2 separate regions of the Homo sapiens genome follow, and region 1 is linked to region 2. Evidence: read pairs that join two places in POLR2A ChIA-PET (ENCODE). Cell type or tissue: PC-3. All regions are shown on one strand. Links, peaks and the distances in the headings refer to the core of each region. The heading gives the core; the rest is flanking DNA.

Region 1 (15,820 bases), core at 4,266-12,265, 1.3 Mb after region 2:
ACCACCCTGCCCTACGACCATCCTCTCTGATAAGCAAGGTACTCAAATAAACTATATCTTAACAAATAGTTACCCCTGTAGCATGATGTACTTTCAATTGGAGAGCAGAGACCAAGGAAGGAAAACGAGATTTCAGGAATCATGCACAACATAATGGACCAAAAGAAGACAATGGCAGAGAAGTGAAGGGAGAGATGCCAGAGGGCATCACTCAACAGTACTCTTACTGTTCTAGGGACACTGATAGATGGACCGCATGATGTACAACATAAGACAACAACAAGGTTATGTGGATAAATTCTATAGTAAAATACACTTAAGAAACAGTAGTCCAAATAATTAAAATACATTTATTTTCTGCAAGATTTCCCAGAGCCTGATGTGTGTTGTTATTCTCCAAGAAGTAGATACATTTGACCCAGGATTCCCCCTCCTCCCTTTTTGGTAATAACCTCTCTTAGAACTAATATTCCATGGCACACGGGTTTTAAAAGAGTTTCTCAGAAAAAAAGGAGAATTAAGCATATGATAGAAATGAAATGGTTTAAATCTCGGGATGACTGAAAAATATGTACATTCTACCCAGATAAATAAATATATATATATATATATATATATATATGAATCAAAAGTTGGGTAAAATATAAATTAAGTAGGATAATATATGAATAAAGGGATAGATTCTGTGTGATATCTCTGTCTTGACCTAAGGACAATGACATTGTTGCTGGTTTATAGGGTTTTGGGGGGTAGTAGGGCACCCAACTGAAGGTATTGTGCTCTTGCTTTTGAAAATATGTCAGTGAACTTTGTGCACTACAACATGGCTTATAAGTCCTTTATGATCTGCATCCCGTCTCATGCTACTTTCTCTCCTTACTCCCTTTGTTCTAGTCACCTTGACTACATGCAGGTTTTGAATAACTCTCTCATTTTGGTGCTATTGTGTTGCTGCATCCCTGTCTAGAACACACCTCCCAGCCTTTTTTCCTGGATAACTCCCAGTCATCATTCAAGTTTCAATGTAGATGTTTCTTTCTCCAGGAAGCTTCCCTACTCCCTCTGCCAATGAATCAAGTCCTGCCAGACCCCCACCAGGTGCTCCCATTGCCCCTGAATGCCCATCACATTCGATTACAGTTGCTGCTGTGCCTGTCCATATTCCCCACTAGATAGTAAGTTCAGGGAGGGGACTGATCTCAGTCATACTCTCAGCCCCCAACCTCATGGCACAATGAAGCCACCCCAAAACTGTTAATTATCAATTAATTAATCATCTAGTGCAACATCTCTGTCAAGTTACTCCAAGAAGATAGTGTGATGGAATGGGGCCCTAGCACCTCCCCCCAATACACACACAGTGACAAGAAGCTTAGCCCTGACAAGCTTATGCTAGCTTCTATCAAAGGACTTGAGGATTTTTTCTCTTTATTCTGCTTCTTGAGGTTCAAAGTCCTCCAACTGATTACAATTCAAAAGTGGGACTTTTAGGGTAAGGAGAAAGTTGTGATATAGGCAATGTACACAGAGGTTGACAGATTGACCAATTCATTCATCTACTAGCATGTAAGCTCCATGAGACCAAGAATGAAAGTCAGTCCATCTGCAGCAGTGTGTGAGCAGAGGAGTGGCAGGATAATGCTGGAGAAGGCAGGAGGAAACTGATCACACAGGGTCTTGTAGACTAGTAAGGATTTTTGTATGAAGTACCAGGACACAACTTTATTATACAGGGCTTTTAATGTTAAAGTTTTATAATGATCACTTTTCTCATTCTGTAATTCTTCCTTATTTCTATCACCAGCCCAAAAAGAGAAGCAATTCTTTCTTCTTCTTTTAGTGCTTCTGTTCATTACAGAAGCAAAAATATTCAGGCTATTTTTTTCTTTCCCTTGAATTAAGGCTGGAATATATGCAGGCATCTCTTAATATGTTATATCTCTATTCAGTCTCGTTTCTGATGCCCCCAACATACTCCATCAGAAAAATCAATCTGAACTTCAGCTGAGGACAGAGTTAAAGCTTTCCCTAGGATCATGTGTGGTTGGATTGGGGGTTGAAGGTAGGTGGTGGTTATTCCACATGCCAGGGCAAATGAACATGAGATCCAGCCCACTAAGAACTACCTCTATCATTATGTATCCAGGGTATTTCTAATAAAAAGAATGAGGAGAAGCTAGAGAAAGATAATTTTATCAAAAATCAGAAATTAGATAATTACCACAATTAAGCACTAAATTAATTCTGAGCTTATGATTACCCAAGGCAAAAGACAGTGTCATGGGATATTTCTGTCTAGCAGAAGGAAAGATATTAGTTTTTAAGGAGAGAATAACTTTTTTTTTTACAGGTTATAAAATCAAGGACAAATTACTTATATGGAATTTAATCATAGAGACTTAGAGAAATCCAATGGAAAATATGTTTTCTAAAATATTTCACATGTATTTCTCATGGCCATTTCTTATGCCAATTCTTGATTAAAAACAATTGAGATCGTGGCATATAATTGTGGTTACATTAGAACATTTTGATGAGGCACTGGACTTATATAATCCAAATATATTACAGTTATTACCCAGAATATTATCAGATAGATGGTTAGCATTTGCTTTGGCTATCCACAAATATGTCATTCATCTTAATCAATGTTTTAATAGAAAGCTAAGATTAGGATTTCTGAAAAGTATCTCCAGTACAGATAGTCCATTTTGCTTGAAAAGAGATCTGTAGGATTTTTAGATACCAAATGATTAATCATACCTGAAAATACAATACTTTGTTGCACCAACACACAATAATCTTCCTGAACAACAATCCCTCCCTAATGGCCATATATTCAGAGGTTCATGACAGTTCATATATTCTGTGGTCTCTGCTTCCATGGGCTCACTGCCTTCCAGTCAGTTTTTCTAAGTAACTCTTACTTTTAGTCCCTGAACTTCAAACCTATTACTTGTAGTCCCTGAACTTCAAACCTATCCTATGTTCTGCAATGCATATATCTGGCTTTGCTTTCATACTGCTACCTGATCTTATTATCTTCTTCCTGTCAAATAATCATTGCATTACTAGGAGAAGAAATGAGGATTTACAATGTAACTTACAGCAGAAGGATGAGGAAGGAAATTTTCAGCACTACAATAAGGTCAAGTTAAAACTATGTGTTAGAAATCTCCCATCAAAAATGTTTACGCTATAATAGCACTATCCAATTGGAAAATAGTACAAACCACGTATGCAACTTAAAGTTTTCTGGTAACCATAATTTTAAAAGTAAAAAAAAAAACAGTAAAATTCATTTTAATAAGTCTAAATGCAATATATCCAAAGTACTATTATTTCAACATGTAATACAAATTTTTAAAAATATATTGAGATGATTCAAAATTCAGTGTGTGTTGTACACCCACAGCACATCTTAATGCATTCTACCTACATTTGAAGTCCTCAGTAGTCACATGTTACCATACTAAACAGCATAACTCTATAATATAGTATTATGCCCCTCAGAAAGCTTTTAGGTAAACCTCAGTCTACAGTCCTGAAAAATATTATGAGTGGCAGAGCTAATGCTGAATCAATATTTACATTTTATGTAATACTTAGCATGCAATTAGAGAATATATTGATTATATTATTTATTCAACAAATATTTATCAAGTCATTAAAATATGCTATGCCAGGTAAGATGTTGGTAGATCCTTTGAAGGGTACTGTCAACACTTACTTCCTGATTGTTTTACAAAAGAGTGATCAGCTTTGCCCCTTTGAAGTATACAGACATGATACAATTTAGTCTCCTTTGTTCTTCTGTGTAGAAAGAAGGACCAGGAGGCCGGGCGCGGTGACTCACACCTGTAATCCCAGCACTTTGGGTAGCCAAGGCAGGCGGATCATGAGGTTGGGAGTTCAAGACCAGCCTGGCCAACATGGTGAAATCCCGTCTCTACTAAAAATTAAAAAAATTAGCTAGGCATGGTGGCATGCATCTGTAATCCCAGCTACTTAGGAGGCTGAGGCAGGAGAATTGCTTGAGCCCGGGAGGTGGAGGTTGCAGTGAGCCAAGATTGTGCCACTGCACTCCAGCCTGGGTGATAAAGCAAAACTCTGTCTCCAAAAAAAAAAAAAAGAAAAAGAAAGAAGGACCTGGAGCCAACAGGGTGTCACCTTAGAGGCAGGCACCTGAGAGCAGGCAAAGGAATAATTCCGTCTGCTGAAATACTAGGAGAGGTTGCAAGAACACTTTGAACAGTGCCTCAGGGCTGAGACTAAACACAAAACAATAACATTTATAACATGCTGACATTTTTAATTGTGAAAGAAACTGTATATGACTTGGAAATTACAGAAAACAAAGAAAGAAATCACTCATAATTCAACAATTTCTATGTATTTCCATTGCACATTTTGATGCATTTCCTTCCATCCAGTCTTTTTGCCCAGTCCTCACCATTTATGTCCCAGACCTGACAAGTCTGAGCCATGAGAGAATGTTATGCTTGCCTTTGATATCTAACTTGTGATGATGTGAGCCCCCACCCCCACTCCCACCAGCTTGATTCCCAGGAACTAGCTGGCCCCCAGGGGTCTCCTGGCTGCAGTCTCCCAGGTAGGACTCCTGCTGTCTCAGGAATGCCCCACAACCCCCGTTTCTCTAAGCTGGCTGGCTTCTTACCTTGCACCTCACTGTGCCCCTGTGCCTACCATCCTCACAACATCACCGCTCTTCAGGGACACCAGTCTGCAGCTAATCTAACTTCACCTAGCCCAGTGAGGGGCTTCTGCAGGTTCCACTCTGAAGCTCTTACTAAGGGTCTACAGACCCAAACTCACAGCATTCTGCCAGTGATTAGGGCTAACTCAGCTCACACTCATCAGAACTCTCTAGGCATTTCTGTACCTTAGAGTATAGGCCTGACTCAACCCCTAAATGGAGGCCGCTTCATTTTCAGAGCCAGAATTAGCCTCTTCCCAGGATGACTGGACAGCAGGAGCACATGTTCCTTTATGGAAACATCTCTCACAAACAAGGCTGTGGTCTGGTTCTGTGGCCTTAGCACGATCATTACAGCAGCCTAACTATGAACTTCTCACTGCCTGGGCTAGAGTCTTGTCTTGTTTTCTGTTTCTCTTCTTTTTCCGCTTTTTCTTTCTCTTTTTTTCTTTCTATTCACCTGCCTTTCTTCTGCCTTCCCTGCTTCCTTCCTTTTTCCTTTTTAAAATTTTACTTATAGAAAATGGTATCTTAGAAACATTCTTCTGTTATAAAAGTACAATATATTCTCATCACGAAAAACGGGAAAATTCAAATAAACAAAAAAAGCAGAAGAAAAAAACCTCATGAATGTAGTATTTCCGAGCTAACTACCCTGTAAATCTAACACCTTGATTATCTTAAGAATCTGAAAGCTCAGGCACCTCAAGTATCAGAACCCTGAGATAACTCAGAAATCTGAAAAGTTGGTTGCTAAACTAAAGCTTTGATTGATAATAAATTAGTGTTATCTTAGCAAGTTCCCAAGTATAGGTAGGTATTTATGTAAAAGTTTATCATAATAATTTCACTTGCTGCTTTATTAAAGGAATTGTTAAAAGTTATTTATCATTATATAAGACCAAAACTTTGGCCAGAAAATTGGAGAAAAAAAAATCCAAACTTGAACTTCTAAGTTATACAGATGGTCCCCAACTTATGATGGTTTGACTTATGAATTTCTTACTTGATTATAATGTGAAAAATGATACACATTCAGTAGAAACCATGTTTTGAATTTCGATCTTTTCCTGGGCTAGCAATATGTCGTACAAAACTCTTACATGAGATATTTGACATTTTATTATAAAATAGGCTTTGTGTTCAATAATTTTGCCCTACTCTGGGCTAATTTAAGTCTTCTGAACACACTTAAGCTAAAATGTTCTACAGTGTAAGCTAGAATGTAGGTAGGTTGGATGTACTAAAAGCATTTTCATCAAACCATGGTAGGTTGAGGGGCATCTGTAAACTGCTACCAACAATATCATATCCACACACTTAGGAAATGTCGACGTCCGCTAGGACTTTCTCAGTCATTAGTGTTTCTTTTCTCTTTCTTTTGTGAACTACTAAAAATAATACAAAATGGGAATCAAAAAAATCTGGATTCTAGCTGTTTCTTTATTACATAGTATCTGTTTCCCAGATGTCAAATGAGGATAAGAAAATTTGTCTTAGAAGCTTTGTGAGGACAAAAATAAGACATTTGCTGTGAAATAACTTCAAAACAGTAAATCAATTGCATGATACATGGCATTGTTATTTTTAGAAAAAAATATTTCTCAACGACTTTTTACATGGTTGTTACCATCATTAGAATTGTTTTGGTGAAAAATGATACCAAACAGGATAGAATTTCTTTGCATTGCTCTACTCTTATATTTTAAAGTTTGGGGATCCAGGTGCTTAAGATTGAAGACATACCAGTGACAAGCTCAGTTTTTCCTGCAGGCACTTTGAATTCCAGCCTTCCAATTTGAACCTAACACCATTAACTTAGTTTTAGCTACCATGTTTTTAAAGGCACAAAACTCTGTTTCTGTAAATAACCTGAACAGAATGCCACACTCACACTCATACCTCCATCATTGCTTCTCATTGGCCTTAGAGACATTTCTCAGGACTTGAATTATAAAATATCATGAACAAACCGGCAAACCAAAAAATTTGCTCCACACCATTTAAAATGAAATAAAGTTAGTATTTATCATTTATAAGCTTTACAGGGAACTTTGCTAAGGAGCCAGTGACTTCCATATAGAAGGCAGTGGTATATTCAAAATTTAGATGAACGTATATGATGAAATCTTATGCAACTCTGCTAAAGTTTGGAGAACAATTTTTTCACATGATGTAGAGGACACGTGTGCTACTGAGTAGCAAGGAAATAAGTGTTTAGCAGATTTACAAATCCCATGTCTGCTCCTGCCCCAGCTCCGAGGGTCACAGCACCAGCAGGTGTATGGCTGGAGGCACCTGGTGTGGGAGCAGGCAGTGAGGTCCCCACACTGCCAGTCAGCTACAAGCATCTCCCACTGTTTCTCATTTTTCCATGATTTTCACTTCTTGGGGCTCTGTACCAATCAGGTAAAAATTACATATACCTAGTTCCTTCCCATGATAGATTCTAAAGTTAAGTGGCATGATGGCGAACATGGTGCAATTTAAAGTATGCAAAAGCCCCTGTTTTCACTCTTTCTTCCTGAATCTGTGTGTGTGTGTGTGTGTCTTTGTCTCTCTCTCACACACACACATGCACACACACAGGTACACACACACAATTTGTTCAGATAGAATATATCATACTACTCCATTCTTCTTAGAGTTAAACCAAGTGATGACCCCTATTTTAAATACATATTTAAGGTGAAAGAGAAGTCCTTGAACTATTATTGGTCATTAGAACAAGATTTTGAATGAGTTGACCAAACTACCTATTCAATCAACTTAAAGGGGATGGAACTATATTCAAGAACATTGTGATTGTGAGAAAATAGGTATAAGGTATGGGGCACTCCCAGGATAAATTCTTGGGTGATGCTACCAGGAGGTCATGCCATGCCATGGGGCCTGAGGCAGTCTTAGGACACTGGGCGTCTTGAGGTGGGAGAATGGCAGAGAGAGAGCATTCAAATCCAGGTACATAACAACCACCAGCAGACAAACCAGAAGTTTAAGCAGCCGCATTGCAATGGGAAAATCAGAAGGCCTGGGGGCCCCAGACCTAGATTTTACTCAGCTTGCATTTTCTCTATGAAAGAAATTCTGAACACTGTAATAAGCTTGTGAGTAAACAATGACTCATTAATTCAGCACTTTCAAAGAGATTCTCAGACAGGCAAAAACAATACATGGAGCCTGAACCAAAGAGAACATCTTGAACTTCTTCCAGGCAGAACAGGCCTAAATATTGGGAGGTATGTAGAAAGAGAATAAGGAGAGGATAGAAAAGAATACATAAATCATATTGCATATCTTCCTTCTTCTTTCTCCAAGACCATTAATTCAAGTGACAGAAGGTAATAAGGAATAGAAAAGGCTAAAATAAACATTAAAAGGGAAGTAAGTCACTAAGTTGAATATGCAGTCTGGGGATGTTGTGGCTGAAGGTTATGCTTCATTTGCTTTGACTTTAGGATTAATGTTTGTGGGCTTATTGAAGCTATCTAGACCCCAGACCTTTCCTTTGGTATCAGTAGACAGTACTTTATCCTTTCTCACTCGTATCGGTTAAATTAGCAACCAGTATCTTGCTCACCCTTGACTAGTACTTCTTCCATTCACTCCACATCTCTACATTCATACATGCACACCTGTGCACACACATGTGCAAACACACACATACAGATACATAACACCACAGTCAGCTTGCTTCAGTTTGCTGCTCTTCATAGCTAGCTCTAGCCCTAGAAACCTGGTTGTTCACAGCAGGGAATACAAACTGAATTGAGCCCTCCTGCCTTCTGTGGGAAAAACCACAGGGTCCCAAGTAAGGATAGATTTCTGGGGCCTAGAACACCAAGAGCTATGAGCCACTTTTATATGCACTTCGGCAGAGCTTCCAGGAAACAAGACAGCTGACAAGCACCTTAGTTTATCAAAACCAAGATAAAAATGCAAATAATGAACTTGAAGCAACAGCAGGACAAGTCAGATGGAAAAACATAACTCACCTCCTTTTCTCCACCCCACGCAGTCTTTCTTTCAGAGCAAGGCACTATTACCATGAGGACTATGCTAAGAATGTATGAGAGAAAGCAAGAGAGAGCTGTCTCAGGTGGGTACATTTACCTGGCAGATCTGCAGGAAGTGTTGCTTATAAAAGCATGGTTGAAGATTGTACCTGGGCTGATGATGCATAGTGAAGATTTTTGAGGTTTTCCCTTCATCCATTAGCCTGGCATTCGGTCACTCTCAAAACATGTATTCAGTGCTTGCTGTGTGCATAAGACACTTTGCTCTGGGGGTATGAATCAGATACATCTCTATACTCAAGGAGTTTGCAATCCAGGAGGGAGCTGAGCAGATACACACATAAATAAGATATAAAGTAGAAAGTGATAGGAGCCCTAGGAAAGGAATTTAATGAATAGAGGTGTCAGCAAAGGTTTCTCAGAAGGGTGAAGCTGAGCCCTGAGTGAGATGGGGTCCTGCCTTCCTCACTGAGGGCAGAGAATGATCAAAGCACACACTGTGGTACCAGTGCCTGTGAGGAAGCAGCTGCACCAGGCTACAGCTAATGGCATATGGAAGGATCTCAAGGAACAAGAGCTTGGGGGTATAGCTTAGGCATATATTTGAGGTCTTTGAATGACATGTAAGGATGTTTAAACTTTATTCTGGAGGTAGAACAATGAAAATCCAAAAGCCCAAGGTCAAGGCGGGTTGTGAAAGTTTAAGTCAACAAAGATACTGACATGAGGAAGGGGAGCCCATTCAGAAGCTATTGCAGGAATCCAGGTAAGTGGGGGAAGGGCCTAAGGACGAGTGGGGCTAGGAAGAGCAAGAGATGGAAGAAACAAACAAACATTGATTGATGCATGTCCCATTATTCAGAAAAAGCTGACAGCTGAAGAAGCCAGCATAGAGGGTTTTCCACATGCTTCTTGGTTTTCTCCAGCATGTTAAAGCTAGCAGCAGGGATGTGAGTAACTGGGGATGATTGGCAGTGCCTGGGAATTTGCCCTTTGTTCCAAACATACTGCTTACATAGCTCCAACTACAGCTTGGAGTAGTTGAGGTTAAGCAAAGCAAAAGGGTGATTCTAATCTTACAGGAAAGAAAGAATTAGGATTGACAGAAAATATAGTAAAGCTGCTTTGAAAGCAAAAATAAAAAATTGACATTGGGTACTATATCTCACAAATGTTTAGACAATGGACATGTTTCAGGATATTAGTGTCTTTCAGAAATATTACTGAAATGGATTTTATCTGAGGGAAGAGGGCATCTTGAAAAAAATTTGTTTTGATACAGGGTCTCGCTCTGTCGCCCAGGCTGGAGTGCAGTGGTGTAATCATGGCTCCCTGCAGCCTTGAGCTCCTGGGCTCAGGTGATGCTCACACCTTAGCCTTCTGAGTAGCTGGGACTACAGGTGTGTGCAAAACACAGTTTGTTTGTTTTTTAAATTTTTTATAGACACAAGGTCTGGCTATGTTGTCCAGGCTGGTCTCAAACTCCTGAGCTCAAGTGATACTTCCACCTTAGTGTCCCAAAATGTTGGGATTACAGGCATGATTCACTGTGTCCACCCCCAGGGTTTCTTCACCACACCAGCACAATGTCAGCAGTGAAAGGGCCTGGAAGCTGGTAAAGCTTAAAAGATACAGACTGGACCCGAGGCACTGAGTTGGTTTAATACTGTGAGCTGCAATGTGGGTGCTCACTTGAGTGTGCCATGAATGTGAAAATGCATTTCCAAGGCATCTAAACTACCCTTACCTGCCTCTGTGAAAAAATCAGTCACTATGCAGAAGGAAGGAGCTTGACATTTCTTTTATGGTAGGAATGGTTGAAGGGGTAGGAACTTGCCTCTTGGATATCCTACCAGCTAGATGTGCAGGGAAAGGCAAGCTTTTATTTTGCTCTCCTGGGCAGATCAGTTACCACATTAAACCCAAACAAAACAACCTGGAGAAAAAGATTCATGAGGTGTCAGACGTTTAATTTCCAAAGTGTACAAGAGGGGAATGTTTTCAAATCCTGTTTCACAGCCATAATTCACATGCTTTGTACTTGTATATTTCTGTAGGTTATTGGTCACATGAAGCAAATATGGAATTTCACAAGTTCTACACATGGTGGGAGGCAGGAGCAGGCTCCCAAGGTGTCAGCTTTTAATGATGTTGTATATTTAAGGAGCAATTGATGCCAGTCTAGAACCCTTTTGGCATGTGCATATGGAAGATGTTACTGGTGTGTGACAATCCAGTTTTTATGCTACTGTGTTTTGCGTGCCTACTACGTGCTAAGGTCTATATACATAATCACATTTAATCTTCACAGCCACCCCACAGGAAGTCTTATTACCCCTATCTTGCAAACAAGGGAAAAATGAGGCACAGAGAAAGAAGTGCAAGAGGCAGAGGTGGAATTTGTTTATCCAATTATTAGGCCTTAAGATGCAATCAGCATTGTTGACCAGCGCCTGGTCCCACTCTTCTCAGACACTGCATTCTCTTCCTATTTTTCTGGTTGAACCTTCTTTTGTTCTTTCTTTAGCTTTCCTTTAAATGCTGATCATTACGGATTGAGTTGCATCTTAACAAAATGTCTCTGTTGGAGTCCCAACATGTGGTACCTCAGAATGTGACCTTATCTGGAGATAGGGTCTTTATAGGGGTCATCAAGTTAAAGTAAGATCATTAGTCAGGGCTGTAATCCAATACGGCTGATGTCCTCATGAAAAGGGGAAAATCCGGACACAGACATGCGCACAGGGAGAATAGAAGATGAAGATTAAGGTAGAGACTGGGACGATGCTTCCACAAATCAAGGAATGCCAAAGGTTGCCAGCAAACCACCAAAGCTAAGGAAAGGCATTGGACAGAGTCTCCTCTCACAGCCTCAGAAGGAACCAACCCTGCTAACACCTTGACCTTGGACTTTTAGCCTCTAGAACTGTGGGACTACAAATGCCGTTGTTTAAGCCACTCAGCTTGTGGTACGCCTTGTTACAACAGTCCTAGCAAACTAATACACAGCTATGCTTCAGTAAAAGGCACCTCATGGAGAAAGACCTCTGCCTACCTCCCCAGGCTTGCCTGACTTCATCCTCATATACTAGCCACCTGCACCCCACCAAATAATTAACTTCTGCTAGTTTCCTGGACACCCCAAGCCATTGTGTGCCTTGTTCCCTTGCTATGATATTTCCCCTTTCTGGAACACCTCCATCAATGTTCCAGCTCAATTATCACCTCCTACAGGAAGCCTTCCCTCATTTCCTCCTATGCCTATCACTCAAGAAGTATTAACCACACTTTTCTCTGTGCTGTAGCTTTTTTTTTTGTACCTGGTTCTATGGTTACCTTTACACTGCATTGTAACCTGGTATTCATGGGCTTATCTGTGTCCCCTGTGGAGCTGTCAGTCTCTGAAAGGCCAGTGCCTACTTTATTTCCTCTCTAGATTCCAGCACTGAGATGATGCCAGGTGTCAGCCCTCCTTGGAAGCCTTAGGAAGGTCTCTCCAATTGCCCTACCCCAACCACAATATAGAGGACTATAAAATGAGCACATAGTGGGAGGAGACAGAGTGGTTCCCTGATTACATGTATGAACGCAGCTAGAGAGAGAATATGTCCTTCCAATGTGGGTGAGGTAGAAAAGCAGCATCTGTGACAGCATGAAGAGGAGGAAATAGGAGTTGCTGGACCTATTGAGGAATTGTCTGATAGGGAACCTAAGTTATCAGGCATCCAATCTTTTTAGTCACATTGGAAAGTAATCTCAAGAGACAGATGATTCAGGGTCCCCTGGCTCTTGGTCCTTAATCTCTGGTTTTATATAACTCCCCTTATCCTGCTTCCATGTTTCTCAGACAACCTCTCATTCCCATCTGGATCTCCCACTGAACAAGAATACGATAAGTGCATGGATTCTACGTGTTTCCAGTCCTTGAGCAGTGATTGCTCATGGCCAGTGCACAAAGTGGCTTTGGATTGTTTGGCTCCCGAGCAGTCTGACAACAACCAGAGAAGGCTTGGAGCATGTCAGTATGAGAATTTCTGGTCTGAATGACAGATACATTTGTCAAATTCAATCAATAAGCTGTCATTCTGGTAGCCATCCCAGTCTCCTTTGGGTTTTGCTTAGTGTAAACTAGTGAGTTAAATCGATCTTGGTTTGTATTTATTAGGTAAATAGTAATACTAGCACCTGAGCTGGGCGCCGTGGCTCACGCCTGTAATCCCAACACTTTGGGAGGCCAGGGTGGGCAGACCACTTGAGGTCAGGAGTTCGAAAGCAGCCTGGCCAACATGGTGAAACCCTGTGTCTACTAAAAATACAAAAATGAGCTGGGCGTGGTGGCAGGCACCTGTAATCCCAGCTACTTGGAAGGCTGAGGCAGGAGAATCGCTTGAACCCAGGAGGCGGAGGTTGCAGTGAGCCGAGATCACACCACTGCAGTCCAGCCTGAACAACAGAGAACGACCTTGTCTCAAAAAACAAAACAAAACAAAACAACACTAGCATCTAAAACAAACAGCCTACATCCTAGTATCCTAGTGGTTTAATAATAAAGGCTTATTTCTCACTCATGTCCTTACATTCCAGTCCTTACAGGGTGGGTGAGGACTTTGTAGTAATTCAGTCCTACCTCCTCATTGTGTCTTCTTTACTAAGCTGGAAATCATGTGGAAATAAAAGCAATTTTGCTTTCATGTAGAAGATAAAAGGGAATGGATATGGCAAGTGGCCCATATCGCAAACACCCTTGTGCTCCTGGACAGAATTTCATCACATGGCCACTCCAAGCTGAGGAAAACTGGAAAATGTGGTTGAGCCAGATGCTTGGGAAAAAGAGAACTTGGCAATTGGCCACCCCAAGTGGTCTCTGCCACATAAGGTCACAATAAACTGACACTCTAGATCCTTCTTTGGACAATACCGTGGCCACTTCCAGACTCTTCCTTCCTGACACTGATTGCTATACCTGAACCAAGAAGAGGGTGGTGCATGTTCATTGAATAAATGAATAGAACTTTTACTCTTCTCAACTCTCTTTGGCAAGCTTTAGTCGTTCCCTCTAAGTGGATGTCCTCTCAAATAACTTCATCTCTCTTCTCTCCTTCTGAGCTCCAACCTTACATTCCCAATTCTTTCCTGGGTACCTTCACATGAGGTTCAACCATTTCAAATTCAATATGACAAACCTAAGCTCAGCAAGCTCTTCCTGTGCTGAGCTTTGTTTTTCTTACACAACGCTTAAGGCAAGATCCTTATCTATCTCCAGTTTCTATCCCTCCAAGCATCTAGTACAACTTTGCATGCTATTAATAGTCATCTTTTGAATAAATGTTTCTGTTGTGGAATTATGTAAACTACGCTAACCTTAGATTAGCAGAAAAAAATGTAATTTTTCTGTTTTTCTATAGCTTACCTGATATTCCTCACACCACCTACCCCTCTGTGTCTGATAATCCAGTCTGTTGTAAACTCTGTTGCATAAAATAATTGAAAGACTTTTTATGTAACTCAGTCTATCTTTTTTTTTTTTTTTTTTGGACATTCCATCCTCAAATGTCCCTTTCCTCTGCTCTCTTCAAGAGGCATCTGTGGCTATGGCTGTACCTACCGAATCCAGGCTCAGGTAATCTGGCCTGTAGCCCTCAGCCACAGGGTCTGCCTGTTTAATCTCACCACAGTAACATCCCTAGTAAACTTCCCCTAGCGCTGTTATCTAACCTCTGCATGTCCTCCACAGGGGCCCAGAATGTCAGGATACCCAAGAGAGTGGAGGAAGAATTGGGAGAACTAAATATAGGCCTCCTTTGGCCTAAGCATGCAACTGCTGCAAAGGTTACTCTGATGGAGCCCATCAATGTTGATGTGAGGGAAAGAGGGGCATCTGTGAGACTCTTCCCACAGTCCCCAACTGGAAATAAGGAACCTACTCCGCTCTCTGCTTTGCTTGTAACCAGCCACCTCTACCACCCTTCCAGGAATTCTCCTATTGAAAGGAGGGTCCATCTGTAACACCCATCCATGCCAGCTTCCTCCTAGTTCTCCTGAAGTCCACCATGGGCCTGCTTCTTCTTCCACTGTGGCCAACACTTTCCTAGCCCCATAGCTACTGCTTTTCCCGGGTGGCAGTGACTTGCCAGCTTTCCCTGGAGTGTCCAGTGGAATAACTTCTGAGTGTTATGAAATACAAGAGAGAAAATGAAAACCATATTTATTTTTTCAGACGGAGTCTCACTCTGTCACCCAGCCTGGAGTGCAGTGGTGCGGTCTTGGCTCATTGCAACCTCCATCTCCCGGGTTCAAGAGATTTTCCTGCCTCAGCCTCTTGACTAGCTGGGACTACAGGTGTGCACCACAACACCCAGCTAATTTTTGTATTTTTGGTTGAGATGGGGTTTTGCCATGTTGGCCAGGCTTGTCTTGAACTCCTGACCTCAGGTGATCCACCCACCTTGGCCTCCCAAAGTGCTGGGATAACAGGCATGAGCCACCGTGCCTGGCTGAAAACCATATTTAAAAATATTTTAAAATGTAATAAACATTTATTAAGTATCAGGCACTATTCTAAGAGCTTTCCAGATATGAACTCACGTAACCCTATGACAGTCTGCGGGGGGTTCTGTAATCAGACCCATTTTACTGACAAGGAAGCTGAGGCATAGCACATTTAAATGATTTGCCCAAGGGCACAGAATTTGGGTTCAAACTCAGGCAAAATGGTTCTAGAATCTCTATTCTTAACTGCTATGCTAAGCTGCCTCTATATTTGCTTTATATATTTTTAAAATATTACTCCTACTTCAGCTTATAACTAAAAGGACATTATAATTGCCTGTCATATTTTCCCACAGGCAGTAAACCAAGATGCCAAGTGAAGACTTCTCTATAGCATAGGGCAAAAATCCATGAGGCTAAATCCTGGTGTTCATAGTCTATGTTAATTTGAAAACCAAAAACCCATAAAACGGCATGTGGGGAGCTTCAAAAGAACTGCTGTCTTGGGAATTCTTACCAGCTTTGAAGACTTCGGGGAGGTGTGGTCTGTTTTTCCTTCTCTGGATTCTCCTCCCGGCCTCTAATCCAGAGCCTGTAC
Region 2 (15,820 bases), core at 4,331-12,330:
CTAGGAAGAAACTATTTGCTATAAGCATTTGGCAGATGCACTGTAAACCACACCCAAGATAATCGACTGCCTGAAACATCAACACAATTCAGTGGATACCTCCAATAGACTGCTGCTTATGCTTAACACATAGCAATGAAATTTAAAACAAAATTTAGGGGGCATATCTATACTCAAAAACAAGATTTATACCTCTGTGGACCAAACTTTGAACTGAAATATACACAATTGAGTAGAGACCAGAGGTGTCCAGTCCTACTGGGTCAGGACTGGACAGAGGCTGTGATGACCTGATGTTCACAGCCTCAGAGAACAGAGACTAAAAGCCTTTCACATGCAAAAGTCAATGAATTCAGGATCACTGCAGGAACCAGTGGCTGAGGCAGGGCATCCTTGCTACAGAGGCTGAAAACGCTGTGGTCACCACTCAGCACTGTGACCACTGATTGATTGGGGTAGAGGGAAAGAACAAAGCTATCAGGCACCAAACATAGGTGATAGATTGAAACTTTTTCAACATAGGAATAGAATCCCTAGCAGTGATAAGGGAGACAACTACAAAAAATTTGGACAAGAAGAAGTGATCTTAAAGAAAAAAAAATCACAAAATGACTAAAAAACCAAATTAAACCACACTAAAACTATTCAAGATGAACTTGCAAAGATAAGGTAAAATAAAGTATCTAAGTGAATACAACCTGTGCCAAAAACATGATAAGGAAAACAAATATAGGTCAAGTCCTACAGAAGAGGGTTGTAGAGAGGATTTTTGGAAAGGTAAAAAAGGAAGGAAAATTTTGTGAAAATGAAACACCATACGCAAAATCATGGAAGTTGAATGTGGAATGTTGCTTGGTCCCTGGTTAAGTATCAGAGCACTAAGAAAAGAGGAGTTAGGAGTAGTTGGAGAGAGAAATGTGCTTTATAAATTGACATGGGGCCAAACTATGCTGGTATGTAAATACCAGGAAGAGAAGTTGAACTTGATTTCTAAATAATGGCAGCAGGACAAAGGTGTGATAAGCAAGGTGGTAGCATTTACTGGAAGGAGGAGAGGAGGGCTGTGGGGTCCTCAGATGTTTGGGGAGGTGATGAGAGTTGTTAAGATATGACATGAGGATGTCTGCGCCATTATGTACAATAAAGATGGAAAGAGATGTTTTAAAGGTAGAATTCATAAGGAACAGATTGGGTTAGCCACTGGGGATAAACAAGAGGGAAAATTTAAATATTGTAAGTCTGGGAAGCTGGTGCCACTAAAGCAATGGTGAAAATTAGAAAAGACATTCCCCTAGGAATAAAGAAAAAAATCTAATTTAGTCATGCTGTTTTTTACATTCTTATTTTATTTTCATTACCTCTTTAAAGTATTGTACGCAGGAACATGAAGAAGACATGAGATGTTTAAACACTCATCATCAAGATTTCACAAATGTATATCTTTTGTTAAAATTGTATCAGATATTTTTAAAGTAACAAAATGATCCAGATACTACTCTGGATCAACTTCTCCAACTCATATCCCTCCACGTTCCCCCAAGAGGCAACCACTATCCCCAAATGGGGGTTGTTATCCTCCTGCTGTGCACTTTTATGCTTTTCCCACATTTGGATGTTCTTATACACTATTACTTTGTGTGCTTTAACAATTCATATAAAATCATGCTGCAAATCTTTCTGTTTTGTTTTAAAGACTTTTTTATGGTGGCTTTAGGTTCTCTGCAAAATTGAGAAAAGGGTACCGAGATTTCCCATATGCCTCCTGCCCTGCCACATGTGCAGCCTCCCCCACTATCAACATCCCACACCAGTGTGGTACATTTGTTACAGCTGTATCTACATTGATGCCTCATTATCACCCAAAGTCCACAGTTTACAGTAGGGTTCACTCTTAACTACTTTTCATTCTATGAGTTTGGACAAATGTATAATGACACGTATCCACCATACACTAATATTTTTTTGCAGTTTTTTTGTACTTTTTTTTTTTTTTTTTTTTTGAGACAGAGTCTCGCTCTGTCACCCAGGCTGGAGTGCAGTGGCACGATCTTGGCTCACTGCAAGCTCCGCCTCCCGGGTTCACGCCATTCTCCTGCCTCAGCCTCCTGAGTAGCTGGGACTACAGGTATCCGCCACTGCGCCCAGCTAATTATTTGTATTCTTTTAGTAGAGACGGGGTTTCACCGTGGTCTTGATCTCCTGACCTTGTGATCTGCCCGTCTTGGCCTCCCAAAGTGCTGGGATTACAGGTGTGAGCCACCGCACCTGGCCTTCTGTACTTTTATGCTTTGAACACATATATATGTTAATACAAAGAGAGCTAGTGTATTGATATATCATTTGAGGGAAATTAGATATACTGAAGATCAGGTGAAGGACTGGAACTGTAAGTATTGATTTGACACCTATAAATATATAGGGAATAATTGAACTCTGAGTATAAATTTTTTCTCCAGGCATCCAATAGACTCTGAGGTTTTTGAGAGCAATGAGCCTGTCTCATTATCTTTGAAAGCCACATGGTGCCAGTCATGGTGTGATACTCAACAAATGATTGTCAAATGAATAAATGAACAACTTTTTCTCTCTCTGTAGAATATGCAACACAGCTTGGAAACTGGCAGCCACAGGCAAAATTTGAACTATAAGTGAATTTTGTTAGCCAACAGTGTATTTTTTTCAATAGAATAAATCTTTTAAGATTGGGAGATTTCCCATTTTAAAAAAAAACAGATCCTGGGCTTTATTGCAAAATCTAAATATCTGACAACACCTGGCTTGTACTTCAGCCTGGCAATAATCAAGGTGAGTAGCTGCAGCCCTCCTTAAACAGACTAAGTTTCCAGTGTGACATTACCACTTCCCAGTGCCTCTCTGACACCAAGACCAATTGTCTCTTACCACGGATTATTGCTTGCACTGTTGTTTTTCTTATGGTACGGCATATTTCACTGTATCCTAGCTTCTAAGAAAGAGGGAAAAAATTAAAATGGACTGAAAGGTCCCAGTGCTTCATGCAAAACTGGAAATAACATATTTCTTTGCAAAAGTAAAGGCTGTATCCTTAGGTGTTTAATATGCAAACAGTGTATCTAGGTCATGGGGGATGGCACTTATTTATTAATTAAATAAATATTAAATGCCTGGCTCTTGAAGGTATTTCAGTTTGCAACCCGACCTCCTCTTCTCAGATACTTTTAAGAAATGCAGTATTTACATGAACTTTAAAGAAAATGAATTTTCTCTTTGGCTTTTTAGTATTTAGTCTCACTTGGTTTTTATCCCAATAGAAAATTCTAATAACCTGGAAACCTTGCTAATCTCAATTTTCTCTACTAGATTGACCTAGTAGAACCAGCCATGATTCTTGTGTAATTTACTATCAGCAAATATTTCCAAAAATTGAAATCAGTTTGATTTTGATGTAAACAAGAAAAAAAAATGGGAGCAATTCATTTTAACTCTAACTCTAGGATTGCCAGTTATAGGGAATTAATCAAAAGGTTAGATTTGCCTCACCAAATTTTCACCTTTAAATGATGTAAGACAGCTCTCTAAATGACAATTTATCAATCAAGGATACTCATCAGCAAGGGTCCTGAAAGGAAGATGATGATGAGAAGTAGCTGTCAGCCTCTACTGAAGGAGGACCCTCCCCACCACCCTGGTCCCGCCCCATTCGCCGCCACACCACTGCCCAGGTGAGGTTGAACCACTTCTGACTTTGGGATGGGAAGGCAGTGGCTTTAGCACCCAATCCTCATAACTGGACAGAATATAGAGTGTCAAAAAAGGTGGCAGGGACTGGCTGGCTTTATGTCTCAAGTAGGGTGTCCTTCTGTCCTAAACTGAGCCTCTATTCAAGCTTTACTCCAATCATCATCTTAGATAAAATAGATCTTTCAGGTCTGTTACATTAACAGAAGTTTATTTTTATAGAAAACATGGTCTTCTGTTAGAAAGTAATGTTATTAGACTTAAAAGTAGGGGACATCTGAACCCTTGCTGGAGAAGCAGATTCTAAAAGCCACACCATCCCTTATCCCATGTTTGTATGAATTCAGACACTTAATTTCCAGCCCTGACGGGTTTCCTTTCCACTGCATTTTAAAGCTATTCCCGCATATCTAGCATGAACCTAATCGCCATGAAAATGTATGACTCTTCCTAGATGGATAAGAGAAAAACAACAGACAAAGCACGATGGCCGTAATGTCTCCAAGGCGACAGGAGGGATTCTATTTTAGGGGATTTTAAAGTTTGCTCTTAAATGTCTGAAAAAGTCATGTTTCAAGAATTTAACTTAAATTTAGGTTCTTACAGAAACATAAAAGGTATTTTAAACTTTATTAGTCAGTAGTTTACAGTTTTCTCACACCCTAAGAAGGTAAGTCCTGATAAACCCTTAAGGGGGAATTCTCTACATTTAAAGTGTACTTATTAGTGAAAGTAATGGTATGAAATTATTTCAAAAGTTAATAAACATAAATAAACATATATATAAGAATATTTATACAACTGATTTGTTAATGCAAAAAAACCTCTGAAAAATAAAGACAAAAGAAATCAATAAGAATGATACAAATGATACACAAGATTTTTGCTACTATTAATTAGCAAATTACTTTGAGAACTTAATGCAACCTAAGCTAACCGTAGGTTTGGGATGAGGACTCTCTTCGCAGCTAGAAAAGATCCTTGTAAATGTGAAGGAATGCCTAGTAAGTAAAGTACGGTAGTAATTAAAATTGTAGTCTTGTATTCCTGTAATCCATTCCTTTTGGGAGCATCCTTTTGGGGGCATGACTGCATGTGGATATGATAAGCAACCAACTTAAAATCCTTCATCTAGCTGGGGCAGGAGAATGGCGTGAACCCGGGAGGTGGAGCTTGTAGTGAGCCAAGATCGTGCCACTGCACTCCAGGCTGGGTGACAGAGCGAGACTCCATCTCAAAAAAAAAAAAGAAAAAAAAATCCTTCATCTAAAAAGCAGCTCCTGGCCAGGCATGGTGCCTCATGCCTGTAATCCCAGCATTCTGGGAGGCCAAGGCAGGAGGACTGTTTCAGCCCAGGAGTTTGAGACCTGGGCAACACAGGGAGATCCTGTCTCTAAAAATAAAAATAAAATAAGATAAAATAAAATAAAATAGCCAGGTGTGGTGGCATGCACCTGTGTTCCCAACTACCTGGGAGGCTGAGGGGGGAAGATTGCTTCAGCCTGGGAAGTTGAGGCTTCAGTGAGCCATGATCATGCCATTGCACTCCAGTCTGAGCAACACAGTGAGATCTTGTCTCCAAAAAAAAAACAAAATAAAACAAAAACAAACGAACAACAACAACATAAAAGGATAAAAATAAAAAGCGGCTCCTGAACTCCTTGCCTTGCTTACCCTGCTCTAGCAATACTGTGCCCCGTGATGATCCTTACATGCCAAGTTCATTCCTGCTGCATGGCTTTTGTACTTGCTCTTCTCTCTGTGTAGAATACTCTACCCTAGATAGTCATGTGGCTTTCATGTCTTGGCTCAAGTATCACCTAATCAGAGGCTGTTCCTGACTACTCCATTTCAAATAGCGCTTTCCCCCTCACTCTGTAACCTCACACCCTCTGTTAACTTTCTGCATAACATTGAGTGTGCATTTATTTGAATATTTGTTTATTGTTTTACTCTGCCATTAGAAGTGAAGCTCCATGGATGCAGAGACAAGGCCTATTTTATTTGCTGCTGTGTAAACCCTCACCACCCAGAGTTTTATCTCACACGTAGGTGCTCAATAAATATTTGTGAATGAATAAATGAAGTTGTCATTGTGCATTTCTTTTTGCAAACAACTTTGCTCTATTTATTTCATAACAAAATACTTAAAAGTTACATTTCCACATGCATTAATACAGTGTCACATAATCCTTGAGGATGTGAATGTTAAGGTGTTTCCATTTCATAAGCTCCTAAAAAAGAACACATGTACCAGTCTCTGTATTGATTCTAATTTAATATAAACTCTATATGTACACAATCTAATAGAACAATTCTTTTACATTTAAAATTGCTGTTCATTCTGACAGTATGTTTTGTATGTTCTCTAAACATGGACATTTTAAAGATATAGTTCTTGAAGGACCCAGTTTTGTAGCATATACTCACTGATGACTCAATAACTATTAACTCTTGGTGACTTGTTGCCATGCAATTCTCTTGTAAATTCTCTCTAGTGGAAAAGAAAAAGGAGTTCTACCTTGCTTTTAGACCACAGAAATGGTCTTATATAGTATAAACTCCCAAAACGCATAGAGTTAACACACAGGTTCAACACACAAAATAAACAAAGGGTTGTTTTTCTATTAAAATGATTCTATTTGCTGTACCAAGATAGCATCAAAATAAATCAATGTTCATGCTTCTTTAGAGAGAAAAACTAAAGTATCTACTGTTTTCTATGATTCTCATGTTGATGCCTAAATGCATAAAATGTGACGGCCTCAGCCCAACTATTCTCTTGTGAACTGTTAGCTGTCTTTGAAGTAAGGAATCAATATTGTGTTCACGTTAGAATTTGTGACTATCTTCAAACCTTAGTTTGGCTATTAAAATGGTCTATAAAATTCATACCCTAAAATAATAGCTAAATATTAAATATCAAAATCAATATCATAATATATCTCCTATTATAATAATGCACCTACGTATTCAAATGAATGACTGTAGCTTAGTATTGGAATATTTATCAGATTGTTCTTATGTCATGGGTAAACCTTCAATGCTGTTTGAGGCACTGAGGAAAAATGATTAAATTAATGAATTATCCTCTAATTGATATTTAAATCAAGAACTTATCCATCAGCTAATAACAAAGTATCAATTAGTTATTATTAATCAAGGTCTGTTAAACAAGATTTGTATTGTATAATTACAACATCTTCAACATTTATATTTCATGAAACCATAAGACTACATAATAATTGTACAAAATTTTACAAAGCAATTTCACATACACATTTCTCATAAACCAGTTTCAGCCCATTGTTTCATATGGCAGCACATAACACATTTCTGCTGCATGAAGTGATGTTTGAAAAGAAGCCTACGTTATTAGTTTGTCAATTTGCTTTTATTCAGATATTTATATTTATATTATTGATTCCCTGCTAGGTGCTAGGTATTAAGGATACTGAGAGGAATAAGATATGGGCTATGCCCATTAGAGTAGTGGCTATTTTTGCAGAGCATCCAATAAATTTGTGTGTATATGTTTATATGTGTGTATATATTTATGTATACATGTATACATGTGTATTACATGTATACAAATATATATTATACAAATATATCATCTTATCTTTCTAGGATATAAATAGTTATACTCTGAACACATATAAATATTGAAGTTGGAATGAATGTTATCATTTTAGGAAAATAAAAGCATAATATACAGATAAATAATGGCTTTCCTGGAAACGACAGAAACATGCTTAAGTTTCCAGTTGTGATGCACCTAGAAATTGAGAAATACTTGAAAAAATGGCTCCTATACAGTAATCTGAAAGCAGAACTGTCCTTCAGATTAGGAGGCAACTTCCATCGCCAATTTGAGAAATTTCAGGAAGAGCTTCCTATGCTGAATATCAACTGGCCGAAGAGTGTACAGTTCTTCCGTTGGAGATTTAAGTCATCTAAAATTTCCAGTGAAAAAGGCCAAGTCTTTGGAGCACTGAAACAATCAAAATCCCTAGGAGTTAATTTCTCAAAAGAGGAATTACTTCCATCAAACAACAAAAAGTTGGCTCTGAAAGTAAGGTTGTACGAAAATGAAAGCTTTGTTAGATTTTGGCAAAAAAAAAAAAAAGGTGGAGGGGAGATGGGAAAAAAAATAAACCATACTTACTACTATTTTCAATTTGACTTGGGGGAAGTCCTGTCTAGAGAATTTAGCATAATCTTTTTCAAAACCTCAGAGGGCTTCCATATGAATATTAAACACCATGTAACACATATCTTACCCTTGGTGTTGTCTAAAATTTCACTGGAGTTGTAGGAAAGATCAGATAATTCATACATTTTCGTTTTCTCAAGCAAATATTTTTCTGAGTTTTTGTCTAGTTTTACATTTAGCATTACTGTAGTATCATCTCAAGCCTGTACAATGGCCAGTATTCTATTTCTATAGTTATCAACCCATTCTTCTTTCCATCTCTATCCTTAAGACATTTTAAGTCAAATGATTAATTCATCCAGAAGTCTTTGGCACTTAATGTAATCATTTCAAGATTTCACTGTGTACCATTTGGGATAGTAAAATTTTGGCCAGAAATGATTTATATAGAACAAAGGTCTTTTCCTTCTCATACGTAACACTGTAGCCATTCCCACCCTGGGTTCAGTGAGAGAATGGAGCCCTATTATTCTAAAGTATCCATACTCCTGCGCATGTAGAATGATATTAATTGTGTACCAACCTTGGAAGAATTAAGAAAACAATCAATCAAAGCATTTTCAGGGTTCTGCGGTTCAGATGAGTAACCCAGGTTGAGAAAGACCGAGATTTACTCCATTCAAAATGCCCCTCTAGAGAGGTTTTCCCTCTAACTGTGGCTAATATCTATTAATCCTGACTGCCCCCTTGTTATTTTCTCAGTTCATTGCCTGCTGTAGTCAAAAATTCTGCTTCTTTCCTCTCCTTCCTCTGAAGTCTCTCTCTCCACTTCCCCATTCTACACTCCTGGCCCTCAAAAGTCTATACAAGTTAAACACAGTATGGTGGAAATCATGCATAACCTGTTTAACTTCACATCTTTTTATAGTATCATATTCCCTTGAGGGCAAAAAAGGGAACTTTAATATATTTCTGCTAGCAGCTGATGAGTCAAGATTCTTGTGCCTATTATAAAACTTCTCCAAAGGGAAGCATAGAAGCACACCTTTCTTTAGATGATTGGGTGAATTATTTCATGATGCATTTTCCATATTTTGTGGTATACAAGCCCGTCCCTTCCTAGGATTTGGTAAGAACTACTTTAAAAAATTTCTATTGCTTACCTAAATGTTGAAAAAGATCTCATGAAAATAACCTCTTCCTACCAGAATACTTGATATTCTACCCTGTTTCTCTTCATAAAAACAAAGCAATGGTAAGCCTGAACCACTCAATCTAATCTCTTGCATTAAGGAGCTAGTTTTCCACTGTCGATTACTGCTCTACCCTTCCTGATCTCATTGAGATGAGGTTAGACATTTTGTCATGTTCACTGATCTTTTCTGCCTTTGATTCCATAAACAGGAACCATCTATGAGTCAAGCTGTACAATCTTGGATTAAAGCCCAGGCTATCAATGCTTTTTCAAAGGGTGTGCCATAATACTGCTGTCAGAATCAGTTTGGATAAGAATGCTTGTTTGACAGATCAAATTCTAATTCTAAATGGTATAGCATCCCCTTTCTCATTAACCTTTATCACAGCAACTTGATAATGTTCTGAGATCAATTGGAATTATGCCCACAAGCTCTACCAAATTGAAAGATGACTATCATTCTTTATGTCATTGTTTTATTATGAAGTTGTATTAATTATTGTCATAAAGAGCTTAGCATAGATACACTAATGATAAAATGCTTATATTTTGTGAATATTCTCTAATATATAAATAAAAAACTGAACCTCTTCCCAAAAGTTTACTTATTCATCTATATGGGGGGAAGGTACATTGTGTAGAGAATTTAACTTGCCAGGCTTCAGGCTTCTCAGGAAGAAGCTGTATTCAAAAGTAGAGTGTATGAAGGTCATCTACCTCTTTCACCATCTGGGGGGCCAATCAGTAATAGCTGCCTTTTAAATGTTATGAGTTCAAATCATCTCTTTTTGCTTCATGGCACAGAGCTTAATGGTTTGACAGAATTGACTTGAAATGATTTGACAGATTCAAAATGCAGACAGCTCTGCACTTTGGAGGTATGTGTGGGGTGGGTGAAGGAGTCCAATTCAACTACAGACATGTCTGTAGTTTATTTCTGTGCAGAAGTGAGTGGGGAGACTCTGTCTAGGAAAGAACTTGTTAGGCTCCTAAATTTTTGTAACAAAGTGAAAACTTTGCCTCCTACACATATGAACTCTAAAGCGTGTGTGTCTAACTTTGTAAACAATACCAGAGAATACTGGCACAGGAGGCAATTCTCAAAATTCACTGCAACGTTTTCCGTTTGCACCTGCCAAGTGTGCACTTGAAACAACTTGCGTTTGAAAGCCACTGTCTAAGGATCTAAGAATGGCTGGTGCATCTATGCTCCAATCTGTGTTGAGATAAATGAATGCTTTCCAAAAATCTGGTTTCTACAGTGTTAGCGCTACTTGAAGAAAGGTCCTATCACCAAATAAATTGGGAAAATACTGGTTTAAACAAAATTAATTGGATTTATTTTCTATCAAACTTCTAAGGGTCTTTAATATGCTAATATGGTTTTGAATCTACAAAAGGGAGATTACATTTTTTTTTTTTGCATTTCCAAGACAATTTAACTCGAACCCATTTCTGATGGAGTAACTATTCACATCTAGCAGGGTTAGTTTTATGAAGAACAAAGGTTGGGAAACACTGAGCTAGAGCTCCAAAAATCAATATGCTCAGACTCTACTACCTGCATTTCCTGAAGAAATTACTTCCCTGCATTATGACATCATATTGTGCCCTTGGCTTTTGTAGTGAGTCAACAGAGAAAGAGTTTTAAAAATAACTTTATATTTTTGCCACACCATAATTATAGTCTCTAACATACATTAGATAAACATTCATAGTATATATTCCTTCTAGAATTTGTTGCCAGGTATGATTATGTCTTCAGGTTCATTAATGGGCAATGAGATTTATAAACACAGTAAGAGCTTCCCCTGCCTAACCCTCAAATGCTAGAGAACTAAAATGTGCCTTAATACAACAAGAAACATATTCTGGGTTGCTGAAAAATTTTCTTCCTAAATAATATTTTGTGTCTTTTATATTATAATTGGGTATCTTGATATTTAGCTTCCTTATCATTAAGCTGGGTTAATAAATTTCACCTTAATAATTGTGGTGAAGAATGTAAGGTATGAAAATTTAATTGACATAGGTACATAATATACCCAGTTCAGTATCTCAATTATGATAAGCATGAAATAAATGGTAGCTATTGTTATTAGTAATGTTAATATTACTTTTAATCGTTTTGTTTTTCTCTTTTTAATGTTAATGGTACAGGAGAGTAAAAGATAAAAAGTAAAAGTTTTCTTCCTCCATTCTTTCTCTCCCTCATTCCCCTTCCTCAATAGGAATTTTTTTTTCTTTTTACTGCTTCAGTTTCCAAACTTCTGAAAATACCAGAATAAATGTTGCAATTTCTTGGCTTACTAGGTTTTCTTTTCCTTTTTTCTTTTTAGACAGGGTCTTGCTGTGCCACCTAGGCTAGAGTGCAGTGGGGCGATCACTGCTCACCAGTGTAGTCTCGATCTCCCTGGGTGAAGAGAACCTCCCACCTCAGTCTCCCAGGTAACTGGCATGCACCACCACATCTGGCTAATTTTGTAATTTTGTGTAGAGACAAGGTCTTGCCATGTTGCCTGAGCTGGTCTTGAACTCCTGTTCTCAAGCAATACTCCCATGGCAGCCTCCTAAAATGCTGAGGTTACAGGCGTGAGCTAACACAACCAACCAAAATAAACTTTTTATTACAATATGGCATACACAAAGAATAGTACACAATTCAAAAATGAACAACTAGGTGAGTTTTCAGAAAGTGAACATACCTATATAATCACAACTTAGAATAAGAAATAGCAGAGCTCTGGTATCCCCATAAGTGTGTGTGTCCTCCCTGAAGTTAACCACCATCCTAACTTCTACCCTCATAGATAGATTTGGAATGGTTTTGAGATCTGTCATAAATGATATCATACACATTTTTCCTGCTTAGCTTCTTTGACTCAACATTATGTTTGTGAGAATCATGCATTTTATTGCATGGCAGAGTGGTGCATAGTATGCCAATAATTACCACATGTATTTATGCATTCTACTGTTAAGGGATATTTGGGTTGTTTCCAGTTTTGTGCTATTACAAACAGTGCTGCTAGGACCATTCTTGTACAAGTCTTTTGAGTCACGTAGCATGCATTTTTTTGGGTATAAAACTAGGAGTGGGACTGCTGGGCCATCTGATATGCATACGTTCTGTTGCAGATACTACCGAACAGTTTTCTAAAAGTAGTAGTATCAAATTATACTTCTATGAGCAGTATATGAAAGTTCCAATTGCTTTAAATCTGGGCCAACTTTTCATACTGTCAGTCCTTTTAATTGTAGTTTTCCTTACCATGTCAACTTCACATGGTATTTTACAACATATTCTATGTAAGTTAACACAGTTAACAGCCCTATACTTCCCTGCACTTGTCTTTCCCCCACAAACATAAAGCTAGTCAGGTATGTAACTATCTTTATACTGTAAAAACTTATATTAATAACATTTACGTTCCCTTCCTAGTTATAATTTTTATGCTTTCTCTGTACAGATAGAATATAAAATTTTAAATATGAATAACAATTATAAAATGATGATTATGTAAATATTTTTCACTGGAGAATCAAATACTATGATGGAATCCCTAAAGCAGGAGATGCATTCTATGTTCCTAAATCTGTGCTACTCAATGGAGAATCTTCCAAGTATAAAGGTCAAGTTCATCTGCCAAAAATTTTTTAAAAACATGACACATTTTACATTGCTTCATATTTGGATTTTTACCTCTTGTCCAGCTTTTGTCCCCCTTAGGATTTCTATTTGCCTTTCTTGTTCTTGTTGACAAAAGAAAAATTATATCTTTACTTTATCATTAATTTAATACATTATTAAAATTCTATCATATTATAATTAATTTGTCATTATTAAGAAATCCATATTCTTCATCAGGCCTTCTGCCTTGACTCTGATGACTGGTTCTCATTTGGATTGACTGTACTCTACTATATAACTGCTATTCTGGGATATCATTCTGCTGCACTCTTAAATTAGATCCACAGCTTCTCGACTTTCACACTTTCCTCTTTCCTAGATTACTTCTATATACATTTTTGCTTAAGTATAATCTCCAGTCATTTTTTTTCTAAGAGCATGTGTTGGATTTAAATTTTCTGAATCATTGCATACCTAAAAATGTATTTATTTTATGCTCACCCTTGATAGACATTTTTAGGTTTGAAGCATTTCTTCTCAAACATTGAAACCTTTTTTTTTTTTGATTTGGTATTGATAAAAATCTGACACGAAGTTGATTCTAATTCCTTTATAGGAAACCTATTTTTATTTCTCTTGAGAAGTTCTTAGGATCTTCTCATTTTCCACGATGTCCTGGAAGAGGATTTGTTTATGTCTTTGTTTAGTAATTTTGCTTAGAGCTCAAAGGGCCCTTTCAATCTGAAAACATGTTTGAATTTGGAGAATTTACACCAATCATTTCCATTATAATTTCTTTCCCCTTTTCTCGTCTGCTCTCCAAATGCTTTTTAGGTTGATGTTGTACCTATTCAATTGATCTTCTATGTATCTACATTTTTCAAGTATTTGCCTTAACTTTGTCAACTGTTTCTTTTAGTGAATATTAATTTTAGCAGTCATAGTTTTATATTCTGTGAATTCTGTATATTTCTCTTTTGCTCCCTTGTCATTATAGCTGGTCATGCTTTGTGGATGTGATACCTTCTTGAATGCAATATTCACTTGAATGCTTCTGAGGCTACTCATTAGAATTTTTAAAAATCTCTCTTTTGTTCCTGAATCACCTCTTCTTTCTTCAGGTCAGTTGTTAGTCCAAAAGATGTCAATGATCCCTAGTTATCAGTTTACATTTATTAATAAAGAACTAGGTTGCCTAATACAAGTAGCTGGTGTGAGTTATAGCACTATGTTTTCTTAACCACTTTTTCCCCAGGATAACAGGGCATGATCACTGGCAGACTTCACCCAAGGCCTCGGGTGGGAGACAGGCAGCAGGGTGAGCAGGCAGTACACTTGCCTATTCCTCAACTCCACACCAAAATGGGGAGGGCTTTCTTGGGGGGTCATCACTACAGATCCATGAATTTCTTAAGAGACTGGCTTTCTAATTTTAGATTAGGGAACAATAGGGAAGGTGATGAAGGTGAAGGAGGTGTTTAACTTTCTCAGCTGTTCCATCCTTCAAAAAATCATCTTGTTCTCTGCCTCCTTCCTCTGCCTGATTTCCAAAAACCACACAAGTTTGAAGCCTGTCTGTGGTTCCATGGCCAGGAAGGGTGGCTCCTCCCTCTACTTTTCTTGTATTTGCTCTGGATTGTAATGTCTGCTTGGTTTATCCACTTTCCATCTTCCACAAATTTCTGAAAATCTCTTGTTTCTTGATATCCTTTTCTCCTATTTTTAGAACTGCCCTTTTTACTTATGCTGATATTTGGGATGTAGCTGAGGCAAAAGTTTGTGGTCAGTGTGCCTTGAGTCACTAATCCTGATATAGATTTTAACATTTGGAAGGCATACATTTAAAATAAACAAGTAGCATCTATACAAAATATCACAAGGAATTAATCACTCTTGGAAACTATCTTTACTCTGATACTTTCTGAGTCTTCATAGCCTGTAAACCAAATTTATCAACAAACCATTTAGAAAAACAAAGGCAATAAACGAAATTCATTTTTGATCTGTATGAGGTCACCTAGCTTTATAGATTAGAAAAGACTCAATTCAATCAGAAACTCTGTGGGGTCCTAGATATTCCCCAGATTGAATTCAATTGGGAATTTTGTCATGCAGAATTAACAATAGTTTGTCCTTCAGCCTCCAGCTGCCTGGTGCTGTTTCTGGTCCCCTGCCAGTATTTTCCTCCAGACAGCCTTGAGCAGGCTTTGGGAGGAGGAGGGGAAGGAGGAAGGTATGGAACACCCCTCTAGTTAAATAGGAAATTGGGAAATCAGCAGATGTTAGAGGATACTAAAGATCCTCAGAAAAGGCCGAGTGCAGGAATAGCTCACACCTGTAATCTCAGCACCTTGGGAGGCCAAGATGAGAGGATAGCCTGAGCCCAGGAGTTGAAGATCAGCCTGGGCAAACATAGGGACATAGGGAGACCTCATCACTATCAAAAAGAAAAAAAAATAATAATAATACCAGCATGGTGGGGTCCTAGCTACTTGGGGGTTGGGGGAGTGGCAGGGAGGCTGCCGAGACAGGAGGATTGCTCGGGCCTGGGAGGATGAGGCTGCAGTAAGCCAAGATTGCACCACTGCACTCCAGCTGGGCAACAGAGAGACCCTGTCTCAAAAGAAACAAATAAGCAAAAAATAAAAAGATCTTCAGAATATTCCTGGAGCTTTCTTTCCCCATGTGATGTGAAAAATCAAGAACTCTGATGAAAAGAAAAGGCATTATCTGAAACACTCCAAGCCCAAAACAAATGTGTGGGATTGGTTAAGCCCGGAGATCTTTAAAAATTGACATCATTTGGCCAGGCATGGTGGCTCACACCTGTAATCCCAGCACTTTGGGAGGCCAAGGTGGGCAGATCACTTGGGGTCAGGAGTTTGAGACCAGCCGGGCCAAAATACAACAAATTAGCCAGGTGTGGTGATGGGTGCCTGTAATCCCAGCTACTCGGGAGGCTGAGGCAAGAGAATCACTTGAACCCAGGAGGCGGAGGCTGCAGTGAGCTGAGATCGTGCCACTGCACTGCAGCCTGGGTGACAGAGTGAGACTCTGTCTCAATAAATAAATAAATAAATAAATAAATATTAACATTATCCATTCGACAGATACTTATTGG

Evidence for each region. Peaks named below come from ENCODE experiments on the same cell type or tissue, not always from the same donor. Only the 100,000 strongest peaks of a DNase experiment are listed, where the experiment ranks them.
Region 1: POLR2A ChIA-PET joins it to region 2 with 5 read pairs; 1 of 35 experiments calls an interaction of 5 or more read pairs at or near these places.

Annotation. Positions count from the first base shown.
Region 1 is chr12:67,911,789-67,927,608 of GRCh38, forward strand. No RefSeq gene overlaps it. Among named protein-coding and RNA genes, the nearest start is that of LINC01479, 9.5 kb to the right of the region's middle. RefSeq lists enhancers at 8,352-8,852, 8,853-9,353. In PC-3, for the core only: no CTCF peak of the experiment used is centred there; DNase peaks (open chromatin) are centred at 7,763, 8,923 and 9,713; H3K27ac peaks cover 1,483 bases.
Region 2 is chr12:66,653,628-66,669,447 of GRCh38, forward strand. The region is part of intron 1 of GRIP1 (glutamate receptor interacting protein 1); the gene reads right to left. Among named protein-coding and RNA genes, the nearest start is that of GRIP1, 18 kb to the right of the region's middle. RefSeq lists an enhancer at 5,298-5,799. In PC-3, for the core only: no CTCF peak of the experiment used is centred there; DNase peaks (open chromatin) are centred at 8,794, 9,304 and 12,074; H3K4me3 peaks cover 358 bases; H3K27ac peaks cover 1,419 bases.